Linked DNA regions of Homo sapiens: regions 1 and 3 are each linked to region 2. The links are chromatin loops, found by intact Hi-C in ENCODE. Cell type or tissue: A673. All regions are shown on one strand. Links, peaks and the distances in the headings refer to the core of each region. The heading gives the core; the rest is flanking DNA.

Region 1 (10,494 bases), core at 4,386-6,885, 210 kb after region 2:
GATGTGAAGGCTGAAGAGTTAGCTAGGCTAAAAGTGAGGGAAAATATTGCAGGCAAAGGGAAGGGCAGAGGCAAAAACGTGGAGACAAGAGAAAGGAGGGCACATTTGGGGAACTCATTGGTCAAACTTTCTGTTATTAGAGACAGTGCTAGGCTGTCAAGGATACTGACCACAAGGGATGTTCCCAGCTAAGCTGGAAAGAGCTGGAGGGTTAACCAAAGTGGTAGGAGGCAGACAGGGTGTCTAGACCCACACAGTCACTTTCTACTAAGGTCCTTGTCACTTCCCCTCACCAGCTTGTTCCACCTGGTTGGCCAGAATTTGGCCCAAGGCAACAGTTCCTCTAGATACTTCCTTTACCATCTGAAAGACAAAAATGTCAGCAATAAAAATGAACAGGATCTCAGAGTTCAGTTACCCAAGACTTTCTGTGAGTATCCATGTCATTGAACCCCTAAATAAGATAAAAGTGGTATTTCAAATAAGTGGGGGCGAAAATGGATTCATCAACAGAGGGCATCAGTATTACTGAATACTTAAGTAGTTTTTAATTTTATTAGGATAAATTCATGGGAGTGGGATTATTAAATAGAATAATATGAACAATTGTATGGCTTATGTTTGCCTTATTGTATTCCCAAAGAGCTGTAACATTTTATAGCATCACCACTTGGGCAGGGGTATTACCTGTTGTTGCTAATTTAGTAAGTAGAAGAGAGAGATCAAAGTTTCTCTAATTTGTGTTTGTGTAATTTATCTGTATACTTTCTTCATTTATATAAATAAATGTCTTCACTTTGGGAGGCTGAGGCGGGCAGATCACCTGAGGTCAGGAGTTCGAGACAAGCCTGGCCAACATGGTAAAACCCCGTCCCTACTAAAAATACAAAAATTAGTTGGATGTGGTGGCTCACATCTGTAGTCCCAGCTACTAGGGAGGCTGAGGCACTAGAATCACTTGAACCCGGGAGGCGGAGGTTGCGGTGAGCTGAGTTCACAGCCTGGGCGACAAGAGTGAAACTCCATCTCAAAAAAAAAAAAAAAAAAAAAACCAGCTTCAGCTTCTGGCCAGGTGTGGTGGCTCATGTCTGTAATCCCAGAACTTTGGGAGGCCAAAGCAGGCAGATCACTTGAGGCCAGGAGTTTGAGACCAGCCTGGCCAACATAACTAAACCCTGTCTCTACTAAAACAAAAAATACAAAAATTAGCCAGGTGTGGTGACACATGCCTGTAATCCCAGCTACTCAGGAGGATGAGGCAGGAGAATAGCTTGAGCCTGGAAGCCGAGATCGAACCACTGCACTCCAGCCTGGGTGACAGAGTGAGACCCTGTCTTAAAAAAAAAAAAAAATCCAGCTTCACACATTGTTGGTGTGAGCATAAACTGGTACAACTTCTTTGGAAGGAGATTCTGAAATAGCTATCAAAAATTAGAAATGAGGAAGAAAAAAAAATCCTTTGACCCAGGAACTCTAGTTTTGAGAATTTATCCTAGACATAAGCTGGAATCTGAGTAAAGATATTTGCTCAAAGTTATTTCTTTTGACATTATTAATAGTAGCAAAAGATGAGAAACAATGTTTCCCACTCAATGGGAGAGTGTTTGTTATATTACAGAACTTCCACAGAAGAATGCTACACAGCCATTTTTTTAAATGAGGTAGATTTTTATGGGCTCTGACATTAAGCAATTTACAAGTTGTAGCACTGGGGACATAAAAGTCTGTAGGTGACATACCCACTTGTGTAAAAAGAATGGAGGATGATATCCAGAGTTAGAGATTGAGATAGAGACACACACATAGAGACACTACAAAGATCATATCACAAGGAATTTACATAAGAGAACATTAATTGTAATTGTTTCTTGGGTGAAAGTAAGAGAGAAATTAGGTGTTCATTGTATACATTTTGTTACTCTGAATTTTACGATGTTATTTTTCTAGAAAATATTCAAATAAAAAATATTAGGAGAGCCGGGAGTGGTGGTTCATGCCTGTAATTCCAGCACTTTGGGAGGCAGAGACGGGAGGATCATTTAAGTCCAGGAGTTCAAAACCAGCCTAGGCAATATAGTGAGACCTCATCTCTACCAAAAATTATAAAATTGGCCAGACATGGTGGTGCAAGCCTGTCACCCCAGCTACTTAGGAGGTTGAAGTGGGAAAATTGCTTGAGCCCGGGAGGTTGAGGATGCAGCAAGTCAAGATTGTGCCACTGCACTCCAGCCTGGGTTACAGAGTGAGACCCTGTTTCAAAAAAAAAAAAAAGAAAGGAATTTTTAAAAAACATTTTTTTAAAATTTCCTTTCCTTTTTTTTCTCCCAGGTTCAAGTGATTCTCCTGCCTCAGCCTCCTGAGTAGCTGGGATTACAGGCATGAGCTACTGTGCCCGGCCAGAAAAAAATTTTTAAAAAGAAAAATATTTCCAGGTGCAGTGGCTCATGCCTGTAATCCCAGCACTTTGGGAGGCCGAGGCAGGCAGATCACCTGAGGTTAGGAGCTCCAGACCAGCTGGCCAACATGGGGAAACCCGTCTCTACTAAAAATACAAAAATTAGCCAGACGTGGTGGCACATGCCTGTAATCTCAGCTACTCAGAAGGCTGAGACAGGAGAATCGTTTGAACCTGGGGGGCGGAGGTTGCAGTGAGCCAAGATTGCACCACTGCACTCCAGCCTGGGCAACAGAGCAAGACCTCACTTAAAAAAAATTATATATATATATATACACACGTATATATATATACACACGTATATATATGTATATATATACGTGTGTATATATATATACGTGTATATATATGTGTATATATATACAAGTGTATATATATATACGTGTATATATATATATATACGTGTATATATATATATATGAGAGATGCCCAAGGGGGGAAAATAAAGTAAAACTCATGCATAATCCTAATTTATAGAAAATTATACAAAGTAAGACATAAAATCCCCCCGGGCTAATCACTGATAAATATTGCCTTCAAGTGCTTCCAGAATTGTTTCTGGGTTTACCCAAATGTAATTGAATAACATTTTGACTTTAATTTATGGATTTTTATACACTTTTCCTCTCCCCACTGTCTTTCCCCCAGCCAAGCAAGCAGAAAGTCAACTTTGAAAGTCCTAGTCTCTGAGGGGGTTTGTGGCAGGTCTGAAAAGCACAATAATCTCCAAGATGTCTTGGCTTTTGCCCTAAAAATCTAAGCCCATAGGAGAATGCAGAGGGTTTGTGGAAGAGCTAGAAAGAATGGAGGGATGTTTGCAGAAGTAAATGGCACTGAACAAAAGGAAGATGGTCATTTTATATTTTGTAACCGATACGAGATGTATTCCTGTCATTGGTATGTATGATTCCCCAAACACTGTTGCAAGGAACTAAGCAGGAGTGTTAGGATTCTGGGAGGTATTTACAAAATCAAATCTGTAAAGAAGGAGAGAGGGATAGAGGAGGAAGAGAGGGGTAGAGGAGAAGAAGGAAGAGGAAAGGAGAATTTAAAACCCAGCTAGTATGCCAAAAATGAGCTAAACTGAGGAGCTGAGTAATAAAACGATCAGATAAGAAAAAGAAAGTTCTGAACGAGATGAGACACAGCTTCCATTTAGTGCAAAGGACATGAAGAGGCAATTCACATGGCTTATAGACACGGGAGAAACCACTCGATCTCACACACAATTAAGGAGATGCACATTGAAACAATAATGAGATACCATTGTCTCCTATGGGACTGGCAAACAGGAGGTGGAGTCTGGCCTGTGAGCACCTCTGTGCACATCAGAAAGCAGCACCCCCTTCTGGGAGGATGTGCCTCGTGCCGGTGACCCGGGCGAGTTCTGGATTTCAGTCCTACTCCCTCGCAGCCTGGGTTTCCAAACAAGCTTAGAACCCTCTGCCAAATTATTAAAGGGTTGAGAGTTTAGAAGGAGATGTTTAGAAGGAGACAGAAAAACACTCTCCCACTCCTCAGAAAACGTTTTCTTGTTTTAACTCTGGCGTTCACACTATAATTCTAAATAATATGATTGTGCTTCTGTGTTTTGATTGATCAACTTAAAACCATATTGTCTCCATTGAAAAGAGCGAAATTTAGTTCAGCCTTATTATCCCCTTTTCCCTTGTTTCTACATCAGTTTTGTTTGATATTATTGTGGGTAAATTCCTGCGGTCACTGAATAAATATTTATTGAGAACCTCCACCTCTTTTCTGGGTGCTGGTTGTTCTAATGACTTTATTATTTATAACTTTTTAATTGCCTGCATGGCTTTAAATAATATACTTAATCATTTATTTTTTCTATTCTTATTCATATAAATTCAGGGTTTTTTTTGTTTTGTGCTTTTGCAAGTAATAGAAACTAACTACGACTGGCTTAAAAGGCATTGTAAAAAGAAAGATTATGGGATGGATACTGGGTATATTAACAGAATCCAAGGAAGGGCTGAACAACCAGGGCTTAGCAGGGCCAGCAACCAGGGCAGCTGCAGAAACTCAGCAGCAGGAATGTGCAAACTTCCTCCTAAGGGGCCACTTTTACATCTCTCATGTCAAAACCCTAAGCTCTGCTTCAGCTAGGGGTATAAGGTCATGTGGTATAGATACGGCTGCTGCTGCTGAGACCATTGCACAAAAAGGCAGATTAATTTTTTATTTGTTTTTTAGAGACAAGGTCTGGCTTTGTTGCCCAGGCTGGAGGGCAGTGGCATGATCATAGCTCACTGCAGCCTCAAACTACAGGACTCGAGTGATCCTCCCAATTCAGCCTCCCAAGTAGCCGAGACTACAGGCGTGCACCACCATGTCTGGCTAATTTTTTAATTTTTTTTTTTTTTTTTTTTAGAGACAGGGTCTTTCTATGTTACCCAGGCTGGTCTCAAACTCTTGGACTCAAGAGATCCTCCTGCCTTGGCTTCCCAAAGTGCTGGGGTTACAGGCTTGAACCACCGCACCCGGCAAGATTAATTATTGGATGACCATCTCTAGAATTGTGCCTATGACACAAATGTTCGTTGTTTTTTCATCAGAAGCTTGCTGAGTGAGAATGGGTTCAGGATCTGTTTGGAGAAAAAGCAGATAACACATCTCCCATCACATCCATGACAGAGTCCCTCTCTGGAAATCAGACTGCCTGTACCCCTGGTGTTTGGCTCTCTCTCCCTCAGAAAACATGGAAGTTTATTTGCACTCAATCGTCTGGGTCGATCCTCTCTCTCTCTCTTTTTTTTTTTTTTTTTTTTTTGTTTTTTGTTTTTTGTTTTTTTGTTTTTAATGTGGTCTTTGCTTTGGTAGACCAAACCTACAGACAATCTCTACAGAGGGAACTGCCAGAAAGTCCACCTCCTGGCCAGGCACAGTGGCTCACACCTGTAATCCCAACACTTTGGGAGGCCGAGGTGGGTGGATCATGAGGTCAGGAGTTCGAGACCAGCCTGGCCAACATGGTGAAATCCCGTCTCTACTAAAAAGACAAAAATTAGCCACGTGTGGTGGCAGACGCCTGTAATCCCAGCTGCTTGGGAGGCTGAGGCAGGAGAATCGCTTTAACCCAGGAGACCGAGGTTGCAGTGAGCCAAGATAGCGCCACTGCACTCTAGCCTGGGGGACAGAGCAAGACTCCGTCAGAAAGAAAGAAAGAAAGATAGAAAGAGAGAAAGAGAGAAAGGAAAGAAGGAAAGAAGGGAAGGGAAGGGAAGGGGGGGGGAGGGGAGGGGAGGGAAGACGGGAGGGGAGGGGAGGGGAGGGGAGGGGAGGGGAGGGGAGGGGAGGGAAGGGAAGGGAAGGGAAGGGAAGGGAAGGGAAGGGAAGGGAAGGGAAAAGTCCACCTCCTGCCTTGTGTGTTATTTTCCTGCCTGTGCACGAAAGCCCAGGTCTGCCCCCTGGTGGAAGCCACCAGACAACCTCAAGGAGGAAATTACTGCACTGCCCAGAAGGCGAAATGCCAGTTTCAGAGAGATACATGCCAATGCTTAGCCTAGAGCCTGGCACAGGCTAAGCACTATATACAGGGGTTCGCTCAAAAAAGAAAATAGATAGATCCTGTTCGTTTAAATGCATTGGCCTTAGGGTCACACCTACCTGAGTTCAAATTCCAGCTCTGCTACCTACGAGTTTTGAAACTTTGACATGTGTTTGGGTTTCTTAGGGCTGCCTTAACAAAGTCACACAAACTGGGTGGTTTTTAAAAAATGAGCTGAGCCAGTCGGTCGCTGTGGTTCACGCCTGTAATCCCAGTACTTTGGGAGGCCAAAGCAGGCCAATCACTTGAGATCGGGAGTTCAAAACCAGCCTGGCCAATGTGGAGAAACTTGATCTCTACTAAAAATACAAAAATTAGCCAGGCGTCGTGGAGGGCACCTGGAATCTCAGCTACTTGAGAGGCTGAGGCAGGAGAATCGCTTGAGCCCAGGAGGCAGAGGTGGCAGTGGGCTGAGATTGCACCACTGCACTCCAGCCTGGGCGACAGAGGGAGACCCCATTTCAAAAAAAAAAAAAAGAGCTAGGCACAGTGGCTCACACCTGTAATCCCAGTGCTTTGGGAATTGGAGGCAGGAGGATCACTTGAGCCCAGGAATTCAAGACCAGCCTGGGCAACATAGCAAGACCCTATCTCTACAAAATAAATAAATAAATAAATAATAAAGTATGTTTCAGTTTTGGAGGCAAGAAATCTGAAATCAAGGTGTCGGCCAGGCCATGCCTTCTCTGAAACCTGCAGGGGACTCCTTTGCTTCTTCCCAGTTTCTGGTGGTTTCCAGCAATCTCTCCATGGCTGCAGATGTATCACTCCAATCTTCCATCTTCACATGGCCTTCTTTCTGTGTCTCTTATGACATCTTCCTCCTATGCCTGTCTATTTTGTGTCCACATCGCCCCTTTTTATAAGCACACCAGTTGTATTGGATTATGGCCCACCTTACTCCTGTACAGCCTCATCTTAACTAATTACCTCAATGACTCTATTTCCAAATTAAGCTCACATCTGGGGTACTGGAGGATAAGAAGGACATCAACATATCTTTTTCTGGGCACACAATGCAATTCAACAGCATAGTCTTTCACCTCCTAAGCCTTCATTTAGTCAAGTGTAAAATGAAAATAATTATAGCCAGCTCATAGGATTGAAATTTTCTGACATAGAAAGACATTTGAGGCCAGGCACGGTGGCTCATACCTGTAATCCCAGCACTTTGGGAGGCCAATGCAGGCAGATCATGAGGTCAGGAGTTTGAGACCAGCCTGGTCAACATGGCAAAAGCCAGTCTCTACTAAAAATACAAAAATTAGCAGGGTGCCGTGGTACACACCTGTAGTCCCAGCTACTTGGGAGGCTGAGGCATGAGAACCGCTTGAGCCCAGGAGGCGGAGGTTGCAGTGAGCCAAGATTGCACCACTGCACTCCAGCCTGGAAGACAGAACGAGACTCCGTCTCAAAAAAAAAAAAAAAAAAAAAAAAAAGACATTTGAGATATGTCACTCAGACTAATAGGAAGTTTCAGAGTAAAATACATGCCATGAAATGCCAGTACAGAGTCCATTTCCCAATGTGTTTGGATATGGACAAAAAATTTCTGGAAGGGTATACAAGAAATGTATGAGTGTTATCTCTGGGGAATTGCAGCGGTGAGATTGGAGGGAAAGGGGAGGAAGGGCTTGGTCTTTCCCCTTAGGCCCCTTTGGTTCTGCTTGAATTGCTTTTACAGAGACACATTTTATTTTCATAATTTAATAAAAAGAAAAGGAAATAAACCACAATAACGTCTGCCTCATTGGGTTGTTGTGAGGATGAAATAAATGTGGAATGGAAGCCACGCAGCACAATAAGTGCTTGGTGAGTGGTGACGGTGGGCATTCTCATGGCAATTTTCACTGAAACATCAATTTTAGTAGAGAGAAACTGGAAACAACCTAATTGTCCAACTAATGGAAAAGATTTATTCAGGAAATTATAGTACATGCACTTCATATATTAGTAAGCGGCATTAAAAATGATATTGGCCAAAAGTCTGTAATAATAATAAGCAAAACTGTTCACAATATAATGGAAATGGGAAAGTAAAAAGAAAACAGAACACAAAATATCAAGCTTTGTAGCATGGTTTGTTTTTGTTTTTGTTTTTCATTTTTTATTCCTGTTGCCCAGGCTGGAGTGCAATGGCACGATCTCGGCTCACTGCAACCTCCACCTTCTGGGTTCAAGCGATTCTCCTGCCTCAGCCTCCTGAGTAGCTGGGATTACAGGCATGTGCCACCACACCCAGCTAATATTTGTATTTTCAGCAGAGATGGGTTTCACTATGGTGGCCAGGCTGGTCTTGAACTCCCAGCCTCAAGTGATCTGCCCACCTCAACCCCCCAAAGAACTGGGATTACAGGCTTGAGCCATGGCACCCAGCCTATGGCTTTAAAAATAATGTAAAATAAACATAATCAATAAAGGAAGCGGCTTTGTTAGTGTAGCAGAAATATGAGCGATTTATTTTTCTTCTTTTTTTTCTTGTACTTGTACTTTCTACATTTTCTTTAAGGACATGCCCTACTTTTACAATGAGAGAAAATTATTATTGGAAGGAAAAAAAGATTAAATGTGACATTATTTCCCCTTTAGAAATATTTCGTATCCTGGTGAACAATTACCCTCCCACTTTACAGAAATCCTCATTTCCAGAGATATCACTTCTGAGAAGCAACGTTTTCAAATCTGCAAGGATCATCCCTCGAGCCACTACACCTTTCCCAACATTTCCTTCTTTCCTCTAGTTCTTCCAACTCTATTTTAAACTGTTAAGGTCACACACAGTGGCTCACACCTGTAATACCAACACTTCGGGAAACTGAGGCAGGAGAATTGCTTGAACTCAGGAGTTCAAGACCAGCCTAAGCAACACAGCAAGACCCTGTCTCTACCCAAAAAAAAAAAAAAAAAAAAAATTAATCCACTGTGATGGGGTACATCTGTAGTCACAGTTACTTGGAAGGTTGAGAATTGCTTGAACCCAAGAGTTCAAGGCTGCAGTAAGCTATGATTGCACTCCAGCCTGGAAGACAGACCAAGGCCCTGTCTCTAAAATAATAATAATCTTTTAAATATCCCCTTTCCAGAATGTTCCAGAGTGTCTCTCTTTTTTTTAGACAGAGTCTCACTCTGTCGCCCAGGCTGGAGTGCAATGGCACCCACTCTCTTGGCTCACTGCAACCTCCACATCTCGGGTTCCAGCGATTCTCCTGCCTCAGCCTCCCAAGTAGCTGGGACTACAGGCATGTGCCACCACGTCTTACCAATTTTTTGTATTTTTAATAGAGACAGGGTTTCACCATGTTGGTCAGGCTAGTCTCGAACTCCTGTCCTCAAATGACCCACCTGCCTCGGCCTCCCAAAATGCTGGGACTACATGCGTGAGCCACTGCGCCCAGCCATGTTCCAGAGCCTCTTTTCTTTCTTTGACCCAGGAGCACTTGTATTGAGTGAATGTGAGAGACTGAGAGACAGAGTCCATTTCCCAAGCTGGATTTTCCATGTGGATGGCAGGCAACTGGTCACACAACCTTGATGTTCCTGGTGATCTAGGTATTCTCCAAACTAACCCATAGCTGTCTACTTCTTGAGTTATTATTTGAGATCAAAAACGTCCTTATTGTTGGAAATCAAGAAGCATCCTTTGCTTCCCTCGGTAGTTTACTGAATCCTGAAGAGCGTCCATCTTTCTTTAGCCCCTGACCACATTTTTGCATCTCTTGTGACTGCTGCTAAGACAGAGTTCTCCCAGGGGTAGCTCCTCAGGGCCCTCTCAAATGGGAGCTTTCACTAGAAATAACTCCCAGTTCCAGGCCCTTAAGGCCAGAGAGAACTCAAGTGGCTTCTTTCACTCCAATCTCCCTTCCCACCCTGGATTGCTGGCTCACGTCTATTATTGTGAAAACATATAATTTATTCAGTGTTTATGATCCAAAACCCTAGTTCCAGCTTCCCTCCTTCCCTTTCAAGAATCATCTTCCTTTGAAATACTTGAGAAACATCAGTTTGTGTTACATCCACTCTGTAATTAATTTATTAGCAGCTATTTCCCTGCATCATAAACTCCTCCCTCCCTGAATCAATCAAAATATGTCTGGTTGCAAGTAACAACAACCAAAAAAAGAACCCCAACCAGCGAAGATTTAGACTGTGAAGACATTTCTGGTTTTCTCAGTGAGAACCTGGAGCTAGGTAATGAGTCTAATCAGGAGCTTATGCATGGCTGCAGTCTCTGGGAGCTCATCTGTAACCATTCACCTGGCCTTTCTCTTAGGCTTATCACCTCAAGGTCACAAGATAGCTGCTGCACCTCCAGCCTTCATGCCCTCTCTCTTTTGTCCCCAGCAGGAAAGAAGACAATGAAAATGCAAAAATACTCATAGAAGGCTCCAGAAAGATCTTCTTTTGCATATCATTTGTTAGAACTGGGTCACACGGCCACCCTTAGGTGCAAGGGAGGCTGAGAACATGAGTA
Region 2 (10,299 bases), core at 4,365-6,864:
CCAGACATTCTTGGCAAAGGGTATTTGATTATTTTCTTGGGTCTTCTTGGTAGACAACATTTGCCATCCATGTTAAGCGAGTCTTTTCTGCTTGGAGATTTATACCTGTTGTTTCAACGAGTGATCTTAGTTCATTAGCCAGGCCAGCAGCTCTTAGCCCGGGTATGCCAGCCTCTGTAGCATACCTGAAAATGTCTTCCAGAGATGTATTTCTAGCTTTCACCATGACCACCCAGGCCGCTGGGTGAAACTCACAGCCGTGGTGAGCCACGATTTTGATGGGGAATACTGTATTCTCAAAACGTTGGTTAAAAGCTGGGAAGAAATGGTGACCTTGGGCCAGCTCTCTTGATGTTATCCCTAGTTAACCTTAACTGTCTAGGAACAACAACCCTAGGGGGAGCTAGGATAATAACCCTAGCGGTAGTTATCCCTAGGGGATAACAATATTTGTTTTGTGAGGTTCTAGGGAATGAATTACCCACAACCTTTAAAACAGCTGCCTGACACAGAGCAGGCACTCAATAAGTACAAGCTATTATTATTAACTATTAATTATTAATTATCACTGCTCAGGGCATCCCTGTGCCTACTGAGTTGTGACTTTTCCCAATAAACCTTATATATATTTCCACTTCTTGGACTTCAGTCTTGATTTCCTGTGCCAATTCCTTCTACTACAGCTATAAGCCATTCACTTATTTAACCATTTAGTCACCAAATATTCGTTGAGTACCTTCCCTATGTCAGTCTAGTTGGGGAAAACAATAAAGAAGCATAAACCAATGTACACTTCCAACAGCTGCAAAGGAGACACTCAGTGCTTAGAGAATTTACAAGGAGAGTGTCGGCTGGATAGAGTCAGGAGGGCTTCCCTGAGAAAATGAAGTTTAAGCTGAAATCTTAAGGAATTAGAGGGTGTAACCAGGCGATGGCCACCTAGCTGGGGCTCTGCCCCATGGGAAGGGAGTAACTGCTCCACTGCATGAGGTTCAGAGTCAACCCAGGTAGACCTGGCTGACACCACCCCACCTCCACCTGCTGGCTTCAGGCTCTGCCTCAACCCCCGTGACCTGTTCCCAGCTTGGACCCCTCAGCCAAAAGACCCTAGCCCCACTGAGAGGGAGTTTAGCATGAGATCAGGGGTCAGATTCTATAGCTGGAATGTGCAAATTCAACACCAGCTCTGGTAATTTCCAGTCGTGCAGCCTCGAGCAAGCTACTTGAGTTATATAAGCCTTGATTTTCTCACCTGTAAAATGGAGAGAAGAGCTGTCACATGGAGAGAAATGACAGTGCTGGAGCAGACACTTCAAGGCCAGACTGTCTGAGATTGACTCCCAACTCAATGACCTCCCAGCTGTGTGACTTTGGACAGGTTACCCAACCTCTCTGAGCTTCAGGGTCCTCATCTTTAAAATGGAAATAAGGCCAGGCGCGGCAGTTCACACCTGTAATCCCAGCATTTTGGGAGGCCAAGGCGGGCGGATCACTTGAGGCCAGGAGTTCGAGACCAGCCTGGCCAACATGGTAAAACCCCATCTCTTCTAAAAATACAAAAATTAGCTAGCTGGGCATGGTGGCGGGTGCCTGTAGTCCCAGCTACTTGGGAGGAAGTTGAGGCAGGAGAATTGCTCGAACCCAGGAGGTGGAGGTTGCAGTGAGCCGAGATCATGCCATTGCACTCCAGCCTGGGTGACAAGAGCAAGACTCTGTCTTAAATAAATAAATAAAAGGAAATAATAATCACACTAAATCCTCATAGGATTATGAGAATTTAATGGATTAATATTTGTAAAAGACTCAGCACAGTGCCTGGCACATCATATATACACTATGCAAGTGTTTGCTGAATATAATGAGCCTGCTTTCTAGATGTGTACAGATTAATGAAATCACAATGATGATGCTTAGCTTGGCACAGTGACTGGCATGTAGTATCCATATGACAAATGTTAGCTTAGAATAAAAATGACATCTGTGATCTTGGGCAAGTCACTGCCATGGTCTGGTCTCAGTTCCTCCTTCTGAAAACAAAGGGGTTAGGCTTGGTATTCCCCAGGGGGCCTTCGAGTTCTGGTGGAGGCTGTTCACAGAGTGAGCCCCACCTCTTCCTGTGCAGGCCGGGTTGTGCATTCATTGCTCAGGGTGTACAGTAGTTTCAGGGAATAGTCACATGGCAACGGATCACACCCACATTATAAATAAATCCTCCATCACCCACAAAACCACACCCATCTCCTCCCCTCCCCACCCCTCTCCCCCTGCAGTGCCGTAAGCCAACTAAGGGAAGTGGTCTGAGCACCCCTTTTTGCTAAGTGGGGGGTCCCGTAAATGCAAGATCACAACATAAGATTATTCAACTTGCAAAGCCGCTGCCAGCTTGGTTTCCAGGTGCAGCCCTGGATGCCCAGCTTCCTGACAGCACCCTCTGTCACAGAAGCTCTCAGCACACCCAAGTCTGCATTTCAGAAGAGCAGAAAGATCCTCTGTATAGAAGGACACGGTGAGTTTGTGAATTACAGAGGAGCCTCCCATTCCTGCAAAGGATGCTGCTGGAGCAAATGCCTGCCAGGTGGCCATCTGCACCGGGGACTCTGCACACAGCAAGTCCAGGCAGGCTCTGATCCTCATGACCGCTAGAAACAATGACCCTGAACCAGCAGGCCCGCATAGACAAGGGCCCTAACTGAGGAAGGTGAATTCTGTGCAGGCCAACTCTGATGTCTATACTTTTTTTTTTTTTTTGCAATTCCACATCTCACCTTTCATCTTTTACCAAGAACCTCACTAGGACGCCACTCTGCTGAACAGACAGGTATTGAAGAGCTATTATGTTCATGCAGCATCCTAGGTGTGGAGTGATCAAACAACGGATGCCAACCCCACCTTCAGGGATTTACAGATCCCAGCAGGGGGTAATAATTACTAGTGCAGTAACAGCTACCACATACAGCACTCACCATGTGCCAGGCACTGTTCCAAGCGCCTTACATATTATGAACTAATTTGATCCTCAACGACCATGTAAAACAGGTTTTTGACTATTCCTATTTTATAGGGGAGAAAACTGAGACACAGAGAAGTTAAGTAACTCGCCCAAGGTCACACAGCTAGTGATTCATTTTTATCCAGAATCTGGGTTCTTTGTCACCATGTAAGTAAATATTAGGTTGGTGCAGAAGTAACTGTGCTTTTGCCATTATTTTTAATTACTTTTAACTAATTACTATTGCACCATTATTTACAATAGCAAAAACCGCAATTACTTTTGCACCAACCTAATATTTAGATGTCCCTAAGATATGTGACAGCAAGAAGAGGTATGTGGTGTGCTGAGTACAAAATATTGGAAATGGGCCTGGTCAGGGAGGTCAGGAAGGGCTTCCCTGAGGAAGTGATGCTTGAGCTGCAGTCTAGAGGACCAGCGTGAGTTGACCAGGGCCCTTAACCCTGCATGCAACTGAGAGGTTCTGAATCAATCAGAGATTTGGACTTAGTTGGTCTGGAATGGGTGCAGACACTGCATTCAGTTAAAAAGCCCTGCAGAAGATTCTACAATGCAACTAGAATTGAGACCCACTGAACTCACAGGGAAGAAGAGAGAGAAGAGTATCTCAGCCAAGGGAGAAGTATGTGCAAATGCCTGGTGGCAGGATGAACAGAGGAGTGAACGAAGGTACTCAGAGTGGTCAAGCAAAGGCTGGAGGGACCCTGACGCCAGAGCACGCAGGGCCTCATGAGTAGGACAATCATATCCTGTATCTTCCAACAGGGACTCTTGTGAGGATGACAAGGGCACCAGCCTTGTGGTACGCTGACACAACAGAACAAACCAATTTGGTTTATAGGCAAGCTTGGCAGAGGAGGACGTATGTCCACCCTGCTTCGCAGCCACTTCAAAGAGTATTTACTTTGTCCCAAGAACAATGGGAAGCCATTGACATGTTTTCAACAAAGAGGATGACATGATCACATTTGGTTTTTAGAAAGGTGTGGAAAGGGTAGGCCAGTGAGACAGAGAGGAAGCAGGGAGACAGGACCAGAGGCTACTTGTCCAGAGAGGGTTAGTGGAGTTGAACAAGGGTCCTCTCAGTGAGGATGGGACATGGTGGCTAAGAGCAGGCTCTAGAGCCAAACTCAAATCCAGACTCTGCTTATTAGTTATGTGACCTGGCAAGTCAGTTCACTTCTCTGGGCCTCAGTTTCCTCCTCTATAAAATAGGTGTTAAAAAAGCATCTTTCTCATAGGGTGAGGATTAAATGAGTTAGCATATATCAATCACTTAGAACAGCACGTGGCATATGATAGGTGCTACATACATGTCAGCTATAATTATTTAGGAGGCACTATAGGATTTGGCCATGGAGAGAAAATGAGGGTGAAGGAATGTCTGGGAACACAGAGCAAGATGCCCCAAGAATTGATCACTGCTCAGTGGAATTTGGGAGATTCACAGTTAAGGAGTGAAAAGGATCAAAGACAGAAAGTTTCATGAGGAAAGGCTGAGATGCAGCATTAAGGAGTGAAGCCAGGACCTAAAGACCAACACTGAAGGCAAAGCAGGTTCAGGCCTCTGGGTCAAGCAAACATTTCTATGATATGCTAGGCACTGTTTTAACCTCTTTGCATAGGTTAACTTATTTAATACTCACCCTAAGAAGTAGTATATTATCATCTTCACCTTGTAAATGAAGAAACAGGAACAGAGAGGTCAAGTGACTTATTTAAAGTGCACAGCTAAGGTGGGACACAATGGTTCATGCCTGTAATCCCAGCACTTTGGGAGGCTAAGACCCATCCGGGCAACATAGCAAGACCCCATCTCTACAAAAAAATTTAAAATTAGCCAGGTGTGGTGGTGTATGCCTGTGGTCCTAACCACTCAGGAGGCTGAGGTGGGAGGATCACTTGATCCCAGGAATTGGAGGCTGCAGTGAGCTATGATTGCACCACTGAACTCTGGCCCCAACAACAGAGTGAGATCCTGTCTCAAACAAAACAAAATAAAACAAAACAAAACAATGAAAACAATGATACACAGCTAGTAGGTACCAGAGCCAAGATTGGAGCCCAGGCAGGCTAGTTCCAAAGTCCACACTCTTTATTAACTTGCAAGGCCACAAACCTGAGCCTATGCATTTCACTCTGCTCTCATCCACAAACTACCCCTGAAAGTATCAGAAGGAATTGTTTAAAAATGGGATAAAATCTATTTCAGCCCAGAAACCAGGGAAAGGTACCAAGCAAATGCCAGAAATGCTTTTCAATAGATAGAAACAGTGAGACTGGAATTGTGGGAAGGACGACCTGGCCCAGTCCTTCTTACCCTACCTCCAATTTAAAAAAAAATAGAGTGGTGGCTGGGCATGGTGGCTTATGCCTGAGTAGTCCCAGCACTTTGGGAGGCCAAGGTGGGAGGATTGCTTGAGCCCAAGAGTTTGAGACCAGCCTGGGCAACATGATGAAACCCCATCTCTACAAAAAAATTAAAAAATCAACCAGGCGTAGCGGCACATGCCTGTAGCCCCAGCTACTTGGGAGACTGAGGCAGGAGGATCACTTAAGCCTGGGAAGCAGAGGCTGCAGTGAGCCGTGATGGTACCATTGCACTCGTAGGCAACACAGTGAGACCTTGTATCAAAAAGAAAAAAAAAATCGAGTGGCAAGGTCTGACTGAGGGAGTAGGTAATTGACCAAATATAAGTGAAGGTGAGTCTAACAGGAGCCTATGAAGTCACTGGCAGCAGCAGGCACTTGAGCAATATTTAAAATGATGAATCTTCCTCCCAAAACCTGCAGGAGAAGCAAGTGGCTTCCAGGCTCACCTGCAGATCTCACTGGACACGAAGAGGGTGCTAAAGGACAGCAGGGGGCGCTATAGCCACTGACTCCTAACTAAGGATATGTCCCAGCCAATTTAGAGCTCAGACACCAAGAGAGAAAAAAGACTTCTGCATTCTTTTAAAGCTCCCTGCCTTGGACTATTGCACACTCTCTACTCTCCAAAGAAAGCCCATTTGACTAAATTTACATTTTCCCTTCTCCCCTCCGATGTGGGGTGGGGGAGACCTTCCACTGACAGTCCCCACCTACGAATGCAGAAGTTGTAAACCGGAGGTTCACAGAAGGAATCCAGTCCAAAAATGTGTTTAAAATACACCACAGTTGTAATTCTTGAATTCTCTGTCAAAATCTAAATTTAGGGGATTTCAGATTTCTCTGGAAAAAAATGGGAAAACTTAGACCTTCATCCTTTAAACAGCAGGAATTAGGAAACGGAGCTGAGTGCCGCTGCCCCTTTCAGATAGGGTGTTCAATGGGCCAATGGGACATGCCTGTGGTCACACACGTCACTCATTCACCCACCTGCCTGGCCCCTGCTGGCTCTGAAGCTGGACATCCTGATGAACAGGATGCTATGTGTCCTTTCAATATCATGTGGCCACACACACACACATATGAAAGAAACCAGCCAGACACAAGAGATGGTCTACTCTATAATTCTGTTTTTTGGTTTTTGTTTGAGATGGAGTCTTGCTCTGTTACCCAGGCTGGAGTGCAGTAGCATGATCTCGGCTCACCGCAACCTCAAGCGATTCTCCTGCCTCAGCCTCCTGAGTAGCTGGGATTACAGATACAAAAACCATCATGCCAGGCTAGTTTTTGTATTTTCAGCAGGGACGGGGTTCTGCCATGTTGGTCAGGCTGGTCTCAAACTCCTGACCTCAAGTGATCCCCCCTACCTCGGCCTCCCAAAGTGCTGGGATTACAGATGTGAGCCACCGGGCCCAGCCTAGTTTTGTTTTTTAAGTGCTCAAAAGCAGGCAAACTGTTTTCCATAGTATCTGCAACATTTTGTATTCCTGCCAACAGTGTACAAGGGTTCCAATCTCTCCATATCTTTGCTAACACTTGTCTTTTTTAAAAAAAAAAATAGGCCGGGCGTGGTGGCTCCCACCTGTAATCCCAGCACTCTGGGAGGCTGAGGCAGCAGAATCACTTGAACCCGGGAGGTGGAGGTTGCAGTGAGCCAGGATCACGCCATTGCACTCCAGCCTGGGCAACAGAGCAAGACTCCATCTCAAAAAAAAAAAAAAAATAGTCATCCTAACAAGTGTGAGATAATATCTCATTGTGGTTTTGATTTGCATTTGCCTAGTGATTAGTGATGTTTAGCTTTTTAAATTTTCATATGCCTTTTGGTCATTTGTATGTCTTCCTCGGACAACTGCCTATTCAAGTCCTTAGCCCGTGTGAAGGTTCCTCAAAACATTAAAAATAGAACTACCATATGATTCAGCACCCTCACCTCTGGGTATTTACCCAAAAGAATTGAAATTAACATCCTGAAGAAATGTTAGCAGTTCCATGTTCATTGCAGCACTCTTCACAACAGCTAAACGTGGAAGCAATCTAGGTGTCCACTGACGAACAAATGGATAAGGAAAATGTGTTTATGCATATGATGGAATATTTTTCAGCCCCCCAAAAAGAAGGAAGTTCTGCAATGAGACAACATAGATGAACCCTGAGGACATTATGGTAAATGAAAAACACTAGTCACAGGAAAACAAATACTAGATGATTCCACTTACGTAAAGTAACAAAAATAGTCAAATTGATAGAAAATCAGAGTGAAAGGGTGGTGGCTACAGCCTGGAAGAAGGGCAAAATGGGGAATTACTTACCAATGGGCATCAAGTTTCAGTCAAGCATGATGAATAAGCCCCAGAGATCTGCTGTCTCGTACTGCATCCATCATCAACAATGATGCATTTTACACTTAAAACTTTGTTAAGAGGATAGATTTCATGTTACGTGTTCTTTCCAAAATAAAATAAAATAGATCACTGGGGGTGGGGGGAAAAGCAGCCAAAGGATTGCTGGTCTGGTAGTGGTTATTTTGATGGATGGGGAGGGACGTGTAGAGATTAGAAGGAGCAAAGAAGGGCTTCTGGGGCTCTGCTTACAAAGAAAAATTCACTGTGTGAGAATTCATCAAGCTGGACACTTTTCCCGTACAATAAACAGTTGTCAAAAACTGTGTGACCAGTCCAGACTAAAACCAGCACCCTTGATTCCAAATTCTAAACTCCTAGAAGAGGCCAATTTGATCCTGTTTGGGAGAGATGTCCACACGCATCTGGACCAAATCAGGCCAAGGCTGTAGGGTCACAGACCTTTGGCAGTGCATATCTGGAAAGGCAGCTCTCAGGGAAGAAAGCTGCCTGCTTCAGGACCATTTGTGCAGGTACACAGGGTTGAGGTCTACCAGGCAGTTTGAGGTACTAGGTAAGAGCATAGCCCCACGGGCCAGAGGGCCTAGAGCTGGACCTCTCACAAGTGACCTTGAGCAAGTCATTTAGTCTCTGAGTACCTCAGTTTCCTCATCTGTGAAATGGAATTATAACAATGATAACCTATCTCACAGGGTGTAATGAAGAATGAAGAATTATTATATGTAAAGTGTTTAGGACAGAATTATATCTATAAATGCTGGCTCTTAGTTTTTTTTTTTTGAAAAAGAATACCAAGACATCCTAGAATCCTAGACCACTGGAGGTGGGGGAGCCCTCATGAGGGCATGAACCTCATGAACACAAAAGAGCAGAGACAGAAAGAAGACTAGGAAACGTGAGGTCTCTTGAGTCCAGAACCAGGGCCTTTCACATCCTTTCTGGCTGCCTATCTCCAAGGCCATCTGCCTTTTGATTTCTCCATTTGCCCCCAGGCCTGCAGGCTCCAGAAATTACGGTCTTCTGGGAAATTGTGAGGCTGGTCCTGCCTCCCAACTAGGAGAAGCCACAATAATTTATAGATGGGACGCATCAGCTTCATTCAAGTCCCAGCAGCTCGCCTCTCTGTGCACGGTTGGTTTCTGTTCTCTGGCCTTCCAGCATCATGGATTTGCTTCTTCCTCCACAGCATGCAGCTCTGTGTCTTCGTGACAGTGAGGGACAAAGGGATGTTTGGAAGCAATTCATTCTGACCTTTACAAGCGGGTTCTGCATTGCAGAAGCAGTCAGCCCGTGGCAAATGAGAGCAGAAGAATCATGCAGAATTCACTTGACAATCAAGAGAACTGCATTTTATCACATTACCATCATTTTATCAGCCCCTCTCTCCAACCAGCCCATGGGAGATGCCTTTCCATTTTGCAGAAAGCAAGATAAATGCATGCAATTCCAAAAATAAGGATGGACTTTTGAAATGCACAATCTAAGACTTGAAAGGATCATTTGTGGCAATAATATTAACTAGCATGTCCTATGTGCCAGTTACGGCATGAAGCTCTTACCATCTAGGTTAACTCATTTAATCCTCACGTGGACCCTATGAGGTGGGTGCCATTTTATCCTCTTTTTATAGATGAGGAAACTGAAGCAGGGAGGTTAGGTAACTAGCCCAAGATTATCAGCTAGTTAGTGGCCAAACTGGAATTCAAACTCAGTCATTCTGGTTTCAGAGCTTTTATACATATTGCCTTACACTGGCTTCTAAACCCAGCTATCCATCAGAATTACCCAAGAACTTTTTAACACATGGATTCCCAGGTCCTGATCTCTATCTCTTCAGGTGAAGCCTGTCATCCAATCTCTCTGCAATCTGCAATGTAGCATTTAGAAATTGTAGCAAACACGTTGTTCCAATTGGCGCAACATCTGTGCCTTCTTCCCCCTCCCCACCCCCTGCTCCCCGTATCAGTACTTCGATTCTCCTTTGAAAAGCCATCCTACCCCCACAGCGTTTAGTCTTTGAAAGAACATTTTAAAAGCCCGACCCAAGAGTTTGTTAGGCAACTTGAGCTCGGCCAGATAATCTCTCTCCTTCTGGAATTTGAATTTAGGCTGAATGTAACACAAGAACCAAAATCAGATAGAACTGGTCTGGTTGTTCAAGTTTTCTTTCAACGCTCTGAAGGATGCCACATCTTTTCCAATGAATTCCTTTCCAACTTATGTTAACCAAAGATGGTTTCTGTTGCATGCAACAAAACAACAAAAGCTAGTAGAACCACCAACATGGTAGAAACCCACATCTACCACAGCTATGCCCTCTACAGCATGCCTGGCAATTGAGCTTTACTATCCTCGGATGGGGAGCTAATATTATTATGTAGCAACCAGTTGGTCAGTATGGGCTGTTCTTCGTTAGCCTGCACAGATGGACCTCAGTCCTACTTCTCCTTTAGAACTGCACCACAAAAATTCTGTACAAGAGCTCTTTGGACATTTGATGACAGTGTAACCTCTGAGCTAGAGAGGCCAATCCTCGAGTATCTCCAGACTCCTTCT
Region 3 (10,494 bases), core at 3,389-5,888, 130 kb after region 2:
CACTTACATGAGGCATCTAAAATAGCCAAACTCATAGAAACAGGAAGCAGAATGGTGGTTACCAGAGGCTCGGTGGGGAGGAAGAAATGGGAAGTTATTGCCAGTGGGTATAGAGTTTCAGTTTTACGAGATGAAAAGTCCTAACTGTTGCACAACAATGTAAATGTACTTAAAATGATACTGTACACTTAAAAAAATAGTTAAGATGGTAAATTTTATGTTATGTGTTTTTTACCATGATTTTAAAATTTTGTAATTATTTTTTAAAAATCAAGTTTTCACTTATCCCAAGGAATAGAATGGAAAACTGTGGCTAAATAGTCTAAAAGGAATAAAATATTTTTTTAAAAAACGGGAATGGGCCAGGGTGCAGTGGCTCACGCCTGTAATCCCAGCACTTTGGGAGGCCAAGGTGAGTGGATCACTTGAGGCTAGGAGTTCAAGACCAGCCTGGGCAACATGATGAAACCCCGTCTCTCCTAAAAATACAAAATTAGCTGGGTGTGGTGGTGAGTGCCTGTAATCCCAACTACTTGGGAGGCTGAGGCGGGAGAATTGCTTGAACCTGGGAGGCAAATGTAGCAGTGAACCAAGACCGCGCCACCGCACTTCAGCCTGGGCAACAGAGCGAGACTCTGTCTCAAAAAAAAAAAAAAAAACTGGGAAAAGAGAGAAAAGGAGTCAACACAGGGCCCTGTCAATGCTCTGCCCATTCTTTGTCTTTCATCTTGGGAAGATGGACACAGAGACTCATGGGCCTGGGCCCCCAGGAGCATCACAGAGTGAAGAGGAGAGGCAAACATTCCCTTTAACCTCACTGCTGAAAACTTCTAGAAGTCTGCTCTCAGGACATAATTAGGAATGCCAGCAAAAGGTGTTTCATCAGAGCACTGCTTGTAACAGTGAGAAATGGAAAATACCCCCATGACCATCCGGAGGGCACCTGTTAAAGATCGTCAAGCCAAGCAGTGGAGACTACAGAACCATACAAAAAAAAAGATCGTAAAATGTGAATTGAAAAGCAGATAGTCTCTTATGTCATCTTGACCCCATTTGTGTGTGTTTGAGGAGACAGAGACAGAGAGACATGGGTAGATAGCAAGGTATTAACATTTCTGCTTGATAAGATTATTTTCTTTCTCTGCATCTTGTTGTAATGTTCTATAATGAAGATGTATTGCTTCTGAAATAAGAAAAAAAAATGTTTTAGCGAAGAAAATATGGCAGGAAAAAATATTCAGAAGGAAACCCTAGGGGATCCCAGAGAAAATTCTAGTACCCTACTTCATTTTCTAAGAGTAAAATTATAGCACAGAAAGAACCCCCAGTAACAAATAGAAAATACAAAGCTTGAGTTATATAATTCAGAAAGGCCTGCAGAGGCTGTCAGACACCCACAGAGACCCAAACAGACCTTTTGGAGCTCAAACCAGGGCAGAGAAAATACACAAAAACTAATAGAACCCATCCCGGGATTAAAAATTAAACGTGCAGAATCACAGAGACAAAGGCATATGTGAGAAGGAGGGGGAGAAGGAGGCAGGAAGCAATGTTCACTCCTCTTTCAGGTGCTAGTGTGGGCCTTGTGTGTGTGGTGGGGGGATTCTCAAAGCTCATTTTCCCCACTGTTCTAGGGAGCCCCTATAATTAAGCTAATACTAGGAGGAAAGAGCCCTTCTATTTAGCTGTCATCTGTGTGAGCACAAGAGGTGAGTCAGGCATCTCCTGCAGCAGAATGGAAAAGACCCAGGAGCCTGCCAGCTGACCTAGCTTCTACCATGCTGCCTGGCTTAGGGGTGGGGATTCGATTCCCCCAGAGTACTACTGAGTCTAAGGACAAATAATATTAATACACTTTCAGAGCATGTCTTGTGTACCAGGAACTTTCCTAAACACTATAAACATACTCACTCGATTTTCACAACAATCCTATGAGATCGGTGTTTTTATTAATCCCATTTTGCAGACAAGAAAACTGAGGCACAGAGAGGTTAAGACTTGCCCAAGGTCACAGAGTTTAAAAAACAGCAGAGCTAGGATTCGAACTCAGGAAGCTATGGCCCAAGAGCCTATGCTCTGAACTACTATGCTGCTGTCTTAGAAAGCTAAAGGACCAGGGCACCGGGCTCAGTGGCTCACGCCTATAATCCCAACACTTTGAAAGGTCGAGGCGGGCGGATCACTTGAGGTCAGGAGCTCGAGACCAGCCTAGCCAACATGGTGAAACCCCGTCTCTACTAAAAATACAAAACTTAGCCAGGCATGGTGGTGCATGCCTGTAATCCCAGCTACTCGGGAGGCCTAGGCTGGAGAATCACTTGAACTGGGGAGGCGGAGGTTGCAGTGAGCTGAGATCATGCTTCTGCACTCCTGGCAACAGTGGGGCTCCGTCTCAAAAAAAAAAAAAAAAAAAAAAAAAAAAAAAAAAAAGGATAGCTAAAGGACCAACAACAAAGGTTTATTCCCAGATTACTATGACATCTGTTTGCAGGAGATTCATGTCAAGGAGAAGGTGCCTGGAAAACCTCAAGGTTGAGTATTGCTGAACTTCATCCTAGGCTATGAAAACAGCCCAGACTTACTAAAGAAAACCACTTTCCCACTCCCATATCTCCTACTGCTTCAGTGCCCAGCTCTCAGCATTCTCTACTTCCTGTGTGCCCACAAAACATGAAAACCAGCTCTCAGCAGGAGCTACACTGCACTCAACCACTACACTGCCTCTTTTTTTTTTTGAGATGGAGTCTCATTCTGTCGCCCAGGCTGGAGTGCAGTGACACGCTCTCAGCTCACTGCAACCTCCGCGTCCCAAGTTCAAGTGATTCTCCTGCCTCAACCTCCTGAGTAGCTGGGATTACAGGCGCGTGCCACCACGCCCCACTGATTTTTTTGTATTTTTAGTAGAGACGGGGTTTCACCATGTTGGCCAGCCTGGTCTTGAACTCCTAACCTCAAGTAATCCACCCACCCCAGCCTCCCAAAGTGCTAGGATTACAGCATGAACCACCACCACACCCAGCCAACACTACATTGCCTCTTAAGGACGCAGGCTGTGCACCCAGAATGACAAAGCCTCCTCTACACTCCCTGGCTGCAAGACCTGCAGAGAGCTGTTTACCTCCATTCCCCCATCTGTTAACTAGAGCTAATAACAGGGGTTATAGTCAATCCTCATTATTTGCAAATTCACCTCTTGCTAAAATTTATTTATAACCGCCAAATCCATACTCAAGGTTCTTTCATGATCACTCACGGACATGTACGGAGTGGCAAAATATTTGAGTCAGCCAACATGTGTTCCCAGCTGAGGATGAACAAAACCATGTTCTACCTTCAGACTTCAGCTCTCATGCTGTAAACAAGCATTCTCTCTGTGGTATATTAGCAGCATGCTTTTTCCCATTTTTCTGCTTTTTGAGGGTGACGTTGCTGTAAAATGGTCCCATAGGGTAATGGTGAAGTGCTATCTGGTGTTCCTAAGTGCAAGGAGTCCGAGATGTGTCATGCGTGTGTTATATAAGCTTTGATCAGGCACGAGTTGGAGTGCTGTTGGCAGTGAGTTAGATGTTAATGAGTCAACAATATATATTAAGGTGTCTTTAAACAGAAACACACACAGAATAAGCTTACGGGTTGATCAGTGGATGAAAATGCTGTGACCAAAGGCTCACAGGAACCCAACTTTGTATTTCACCTAGGAACAATGGTTCAGTGTTTATTAATTCAGTGTTTGCAGTGACTTTACAGAACATAACTACTGTGAATGACAAGAAGTGACAGGCCGGGTGCGGTGGCTCACGCCTGTAATTACAGCACTTTGGGAGGCCCAGGTGGGTGGATCACCTGAGGTCAGGAGTTCAAGACCGGCCTGGCCAACGTGGTGAAACCCCATCTCTACTAAAAATGCAAAAATTAGCCAGGAGTGGTGGTGCATGCCTGTAGTCCCAACTACTCAGGAGGCTGAGGCATGAGAATCACCTGACCCTGGGAGGCGGAGGTTGCGGTGAGCCGAGATCATGCCACTGCACTCCAGTGTGGATGACGGAGTGAGACTCTGTTTTGAAAAAAAGGAAAAAAAAAAAAAGAAGTGACTGCACCTCAGAGTACTGTCAGTCTTAAATAAGCTGATACCACTAAGGCACTTAGGATACTGCTTTGACACATACTAAGTGTGATGTAGCCATTCTCCATTACCATTTACACAGATTTTTAGCTTAAAGACTGAAATGAAATCAGTGAGAACATGGGGACTCACACAGAACAACTAACTTTCCTGAGTTGAGTGGCCCAGACAAATGCACAGAAAGAGAGTTTTGACAGTGCGGCATGCCATTGGTGATGAGCTCAGAGTGAATAAGTGGCTTCAGGTTGAGGCCGACTTTTGGGAACACCCATGGGCTTTACCTGCTCAGAATCTACTCTTGGGGAGTCTTATATGGGATTGTAGAGGGGTCAACAAGTCAGAGATGGTCGTGTGACTCAAGGCAGGACAATCAGAAGCTCCTTCCCCAGACTTAGCACCTTTTTAAGAAAAGATTCTCTCTATTCTCTCTAAAATTTAGCATTTGTTTTTTAAGAGACAGGGTCTCCCTCTGCTGCCCAGGCTGGGGTGCAGCAGTGCCATCATAGCTCACTGCAGTCTTGAGCTCCTGGGCTTAAGTGATCCTTCTGCCTCAGCCTCCACATAGCTGGGACTACAGGCACTGTGCCTGGCTACTGTTTTTTTTTAAGGACAGGGTCTCACTATGTTACCCAGGTGGGAAATTTGCATCTTTTACAGAGTTATTCACCCCATCTCTGGTGTCCTGAAGGAAACAGTCATTAGTCCCTGCTTCCTAGATCCCTAGAATTCATTTGGTTTCAGGACTTTCTAAAGCCTGGTTCTTCATCTTTTCCTTCACATCTCTGTCCATCCCTCCCCCCCCATATCCTTCTAACAAATTCTTTTTTGCTTACATTAATCAGAGTTCATTTATGTTACTTGCAACCAAAGGATTCTAACTAAAGGATTTTCAAAGGATATGTTTCCTTCATCCACCCTTCCCTGTCACTTAGGTCTCAGAAAAAAAGAAAATTCCAGTGTTAACCACTTTCTCCAGCTGAACATTGTTTTGAGTAGTGGTATTTTGAAGGGACAGAGCAGAACAAATACATCAGTGAAGCACTCAGATGTCCTTAAATTAGTTCAACTCTTCTGGCCCAGATGAATTGCATTCCAGGGCTCCAAGAGATCTCACCAGTGAGATCACCAAACCACACTGCCTAGGATCCCAGAAGAATCCTGGAGAAAGAGAAACGCAGAGAGGTACGCAAATGTCATTTTTTTTTTTCAAAAAGAAAAAGAAACCGTGGCTTCTGCAGACAAAAGAACCAGCATAAGGAGATGGAGACATATCGGACTAACCCCATTTCCTTTTTAGTGTGTGTTTTGTTTTGTCCTTGGACAGTTGCTAATCTGGTGGACGGGGGAAGTGTGATGTGGAATATATCCCTGGAGTTTAACAAAGCATTCCTCAATGTTGCCTGTGATAGTCTTTTGGGAATGACGGAAAATATGCTGTCTTCTCAGAGTTTGGTGGATTAGTGACAAGTTAAACTTCCACAGCCACATGGTACTACTTAATACAATTTGTCTTTGTGGCACTTACAAGTAAAATTACGTATATAATTGTTCCATATCTGGCTTCCCTGGTAGGCTGTGGGATCTGTGAGTGAGTGGTTGGAATCTGTCTTGGTCACCATTATATCCCACACCTCGCATTGTGCAGAGCACATAGACAGGGGTCCAAAAAATGACTGCATGCGTGTGTAAATGAGTTGATCAATCAATGAATATATGTCAACCTTAAAGGGACCTCTAAAAGAGTGGCAAACATAAACGCCTATGGGGCCCGGCCAGTCACATAAAATGAGGCATATAGCATGACTAGGGGAGCCCATATCCACCCCAAAAAGTCAGCTACTTCTCAGTTCTAGCCCTGGTGCCATGAAGGAATGCAGACTTGGGCTGTCAGTTACGACACTTTTTCAAAAGATACCTAATACTGGTATTTCGTTATGAAATATCCTACTTTTAAATATGGGTCATGCATATATATATATGATATACACACATATATGTGTGATATACACACATATATGTGTGATATACATACATATATGTGTGATATACATACATATATATGTGTGATATACATACATATATATGTGTGATATACATACATATATGTGTGTGATATACATACATATATATGTGTGATATACATACATATATGTGTGATATACATACATATATGTGTGTGATATACATACATATGTGTGTGATATACATATGTGTTTGATATACACATGTGTGTGATATACATACATATGTGTGTGATATACACATATGTGTGTGATATACATCATATATATATATATATATATATATATCTTTTTAGTTGAAGCAAAACATGTCTAGGAAGGGAAATTCAATCCTTGGACACCCGCTGGTAAGCTCTGCTAAAAAGGGTCCCTGGGTCTTCCTCCTCAGTCTTGTCTCATCCAGTATTTTTTTTATCATAAGACACAGAGAGGCTGGGCATGGTGGTTCACGCTTGTAATCCCAGCACTTTGGGAGACTGAGCTGGGAGGATTACTTGAGCTCAGGAGTTCAAGACCAGCCTGGGCAACATAGTGAGACCTCATCTCTACTAAAATTCAAAAAAATTAGCCAGGTGTGGTGGCACGTGCTTGTAGTCCCAACCACTTGTGGGGGCTGAGGCAGGAGGATCGCTTAAGCCCAGGAAGTCGAGGTTGCATTGAGTCCTGATCGTGCTACCACACTCCAGCCTGGGCAACAGAGCAAGACCCCGTCTCAAAAAAAAAAAAAAAAAGGACATAGAGAAAGGATCAAATGAGTTGAATTCAAAAACAACACATGGCTGAAAAGATGGGTGATCAGGCTGGAAGACAGATGTAGGACCTTAAACATAAGTAACAGAATGGATTTAACATGAGCAAGTATTAAGGTCCAGAAACCCAATTTACAAGTCCAGGAACACAAGTTAGATTAAGAGGTTTTCAGATTAAGTATTTGTGAATCACTTAAGGATTTCATCAGATGAAAAGCTCAGTGAGTCAGCAGTCTGAGAGGGCTGCCAAAATAGTTGATGATTTTAGATTAATTGAAGTGCATTATCTACATCAGTGATTACACATTGGTGGCCCACATTTTGTTTGGCCTGCAAGTTGGTTTTTAGTTTTTTAAAAATAATGAACTTACCAACACTTCACAATTAGGAAAGCTCCCATAAATATACTCATTTCCTGCCTCTCTTGGGGCAAAACAAAAAAAAAAAAAAAGAGAGAAGAATCTGGTGATGCTAGGCCTGTGTGGGTACACCAAAAAATAAGTATGTTTCAAAATATTACATACTTATTTGTATGCTTATAAAAACTCTTAAGGTTTCATTTACAGGCATTTCTTATATCTAGGACGTTTCACACATCTAAGACAGTTGCCTGGCCCCTGTAGGAATTTGAATTTGTAACCCCAAATCTAGAACATGAGATGTGATGGTTCATCTCTACTCAGTGATAGGCAGAATCTAGCTGACACGTTACATGGGATTTCAGAATTTGTGTTTTATAAGGCACACGGACTAGGTGGAAGTTTGTGGACAGGTGAAAGAACTTTTAGCTCATCCATAGAACAAAATCCTACGCTGCCGTTTTTTCAAATGTCTATCTCTTCTGACACGGAAAGACAGACATTGTTAATGAAATCAGAAAGCTGTACAACTGAATATTTAGCCTAATACTATTTTAGTAAATACATGTGTACGTGGGTGTAGGTGTGTATTTTTTATAAGCATAGACAAGCAATTTTCCCTTCCAACTTTGAAATTCAAGGGTTCTGTGAGATTTCCACATTCTTGACAGCCAAATATAAGATCGGGAAGTGACCGAGTGATTTACAGAGGCAGGAGGCAAGAATCTAGTATCATTAGAGGTAAATGTGCTAAAGGGTATTTTAAAAATAATAATTTTCATGAGACTGAGTAGGAGTGTATATTTGAAAACCTTGAAAAGCAGGATGAAGAGTGGGACCCAGAAGCAGATATACTGACAGTGGCTAATTCTAGCTGACATCTCTTAAGGTCTCAGCTCATGCCTGGCAGACTTTCCTGAAACTGCTCCTCTCACCTGCAAGGGTGGAGCCCAGCTATAGCATCTTCCATGTCCCTATCCACTGGCTTCTGACTCAATGAAGGGCAATCAGATTATCCCAGAAGTTTGGAATTAGACTTAAGAAATGCTATCTGTCCCAGTTGGGAAGTAAGTGTGAAGTATGGCCAGAAAGCACATGGTTGACCCATTGCAAACACAGGCCAAGAAAGACCATCAACAGAAAAAGGAGAAAGTCAGACCTGCAGGAACCAAAGAAGAACCAGAAAACCCATGGTCCAAAAACAAAGAGAAGCTGAAATCGCACAGCTGCCTGCATTCCCGATAAGTCTTCCATTTTTCTTTTTTTCTTTTTTCTCTCTTTTTTTTTTTTGACAGAGTTTCACTCCATCGCCCAGGCTGGAGTGCAATGGCACGATTTCGGCTCACTGCAACCTCCACCTCCCAGGCTCAAGCAATTCTCCTGCCTCAGTCTCCTCCCAAGTAGCTGGGATTACAGGCGCCCACCACCACACTCAGCTAACTTTTTTTTTCTTTTTTTTTTTTTTTTTTTTGTGTGTGTGTGTGTGTGTGTTTTTAGTAGAGACGGGGTTTAGCCACGTTGGCCAGCCTGGTCTTGGACTCCTGACCTCAGTTGATCCACCCACCTCGACCTCCCAAAATGCTGGGATTACAGGCATCCGCTACCACACCCAGCTAATTTTTTTTTTATTTTTTATTTTATTTTTAGTAGAGTCGGGGTTTCACCATGTTGGTCAGGCTGGTCTTGAACTCCTAACCTCAGATGATCTGCCCGCCTCGACCTCCCAAAGTGCTGGGATTACAGGCATGAGACACCACGCCGGGCCAAGTCTTCCGTTTTTCTAACCAGTTGCTCCTGAAGCCCAGCTGAAGTTCCTGCTCTTCAATCACACATGATAACCTCCAATAATAATAATAATAATAATGGCAGCAGGAGCTCCTACTCAGAGATGCTCACCATCTGCTCAGCAATCAGTGCTTTCCATACACAAAATTTAGTTTTCCTGACAACCCTGTGAGGTAGTTCATATTTTTACACTTTGCTCTATTTTTGTAGGTGAAAAACTGAGGCACAAAGAGGTTAAGTAACTTCCCAAAAGTGACCCAACTAGGAAGTGGCAGAGCCAGAATCTGAACCCAAACAGGATACCTCCAGAGACCTTATATTTAACTTTTATTTATTAATTTTTTCTTGTTTTTTAGATAAAGGGTCTTGCTCTGTCATCCAGGCTGGAGTGCAGTGGCACAATCATAGTTCACTGCAGCTTCCAACTCCTGAGCTCAAGCGATCCTCCCACCACAGCCCCCCGAGTAGGTAGGACTACAGGTGCACACGACCGCACCAGCTAATATTTTTAAAAATTTTTTGTAAAGACGAAGTCTTGCTATGTTGCCCAGACTGACATTTAACTATTAACTATTCCACTTCTTGGTCTAAGTTGGCCTAAGTGAATTTCCACAACTTGTGACTCCAACAGAGAGACATGGAGAAGCCACATGGACTCAGGGAAAAGCAGCCACCTGGAAGTGCTGTAACAGGAACGCTGCCAGTTCTTCCTGCTAAGTTGGCCAGCAAGAGACCATTTCTTGGAACTGGGGTGGCTGCTGGCACCAAGGCCTGCAGTCACAAGAAGAGCCGTGGCAAAGCCACTCAGGCCTTGATGTAGCATGTTCTTGACAATTATGTGTGTTGAGCACCCCCTGAGTGCCAGCCACCATTCTGGGAGCTGGAGAAGTAACAGAGAACAAGACAGGCAAGGACCCCGCTCTCCCAAAGCTTACATTCTAGAAAAGGAAGTCAAACTAATATTTTAAACAGTTACAGATGCTATGAAAAGATTTAAAAAAAAAAAAAAAAAAAAAACCTGTATAACTTTGGGAGGCTGAGAGGCTGAGTTGGGCAGATTGCCTGAGGTCAGGAGTTCGAAACCAGCCAGACCAACATGATGAAACCCTGTCTCTACTAAAAATACAAAAATTAGCCAGGCATGGTGGCACATGCCTGTAATCACAACTACTCGGGTGGCTGAAACCAGAGAATCACCTGAACCCAGGAGGCACAGGTTGCAGTGAGCCGAGATTGTGCCCCTGCACTTCATCCTGGGCAACACAGTGAGACTCCGTCTCAAAAAAAAAGAAAAGATAAAAAAAACAAGGTGATGGGATTAGAGAATGCTGGAAGGGTAGTCAGGGAAGGCTCAAAGAGGTGATACTGGAGCTAAAATGAAAATGATGGGAAGGATCCGACTAATGCCATGATCCTGGGGAAGAGAGACAGAGGGGGACAGGGGCAGGAACGAGCTT

What was found. A loop is a pair of places that touch in the nucleus more often than their neighbours do. Peaks named below come from ENCODE experiments on the same cell type or tissue, not always from the same donor. Only the 100,000 strongest peaks of a DNase experiment are listed, where the experiment ranks them.
Region 1: a loop joins it to region 2, with 9 times the contacts of the local background. A loop is called at or near these places in 87 of 110 quality-filtered maps.
Region 3: a loop joins it to region 2, with 12 times the contacts of the local background. A loop is called at or near these places in 18 of 110 quality-filtered maps.

Annotation. Positions count from the first base shown.
Region 1 is chr16:23,796,992-23,807,485 of GRCh38, reverse strand. No RefSeq gene overlaps it. Among named protein-coding and RNA genes, the nearest start is that of PRKCB, 34 kb to the left of the region's middle. RefSeq lists a cis regulatory region at 3,582-3,988. In A673, for the core only: a CTCF peak has its summit at 5,903 (motif pointing left); a DNase peak (open chromatin) is centred at 5,895; H3K27ac peaks cover 427 bases.
Region 2 is chr16:24,006,231-24,016,529 of GRCh38, reverse strand. The region is part of intron 3 of PRKCB (protein kinase C beta); the gene reads right to left. Among named protein-coding and RNA genes, the nearest start is that of PRKCB, 180 kb to the right of the region's middle. RefSeq lists enhancers at 1,780-1,849, 1,960-2,079 and a silencer at 5,775-5,824. In A673, for the core only: a CTCF peak has its summit at 5,850 (motif pointing right); a DNase peak (open chromatin) is centred at 5,889; H3K27ac peaks cover 2,238 bases.
Region 3 is chr16:23,871,419-23,881,912 of GRCh38, reverse strand. The region is part of intron 2 of PRKCB (protein kinase C beta); the gene reads right to left. Among named protein-coding and RNA genes, the nearest start is that of PRKCB, 41 kb to the right of the region's middle. RefSeq lists an enhancer at 1-121. In A673, for the core only: a CTCF peak has its summit at 4,604 (motif pointing left); a DNase peak (open chromatin) is centred at 4,602; H3K27ac peaks cover 2,500 bases.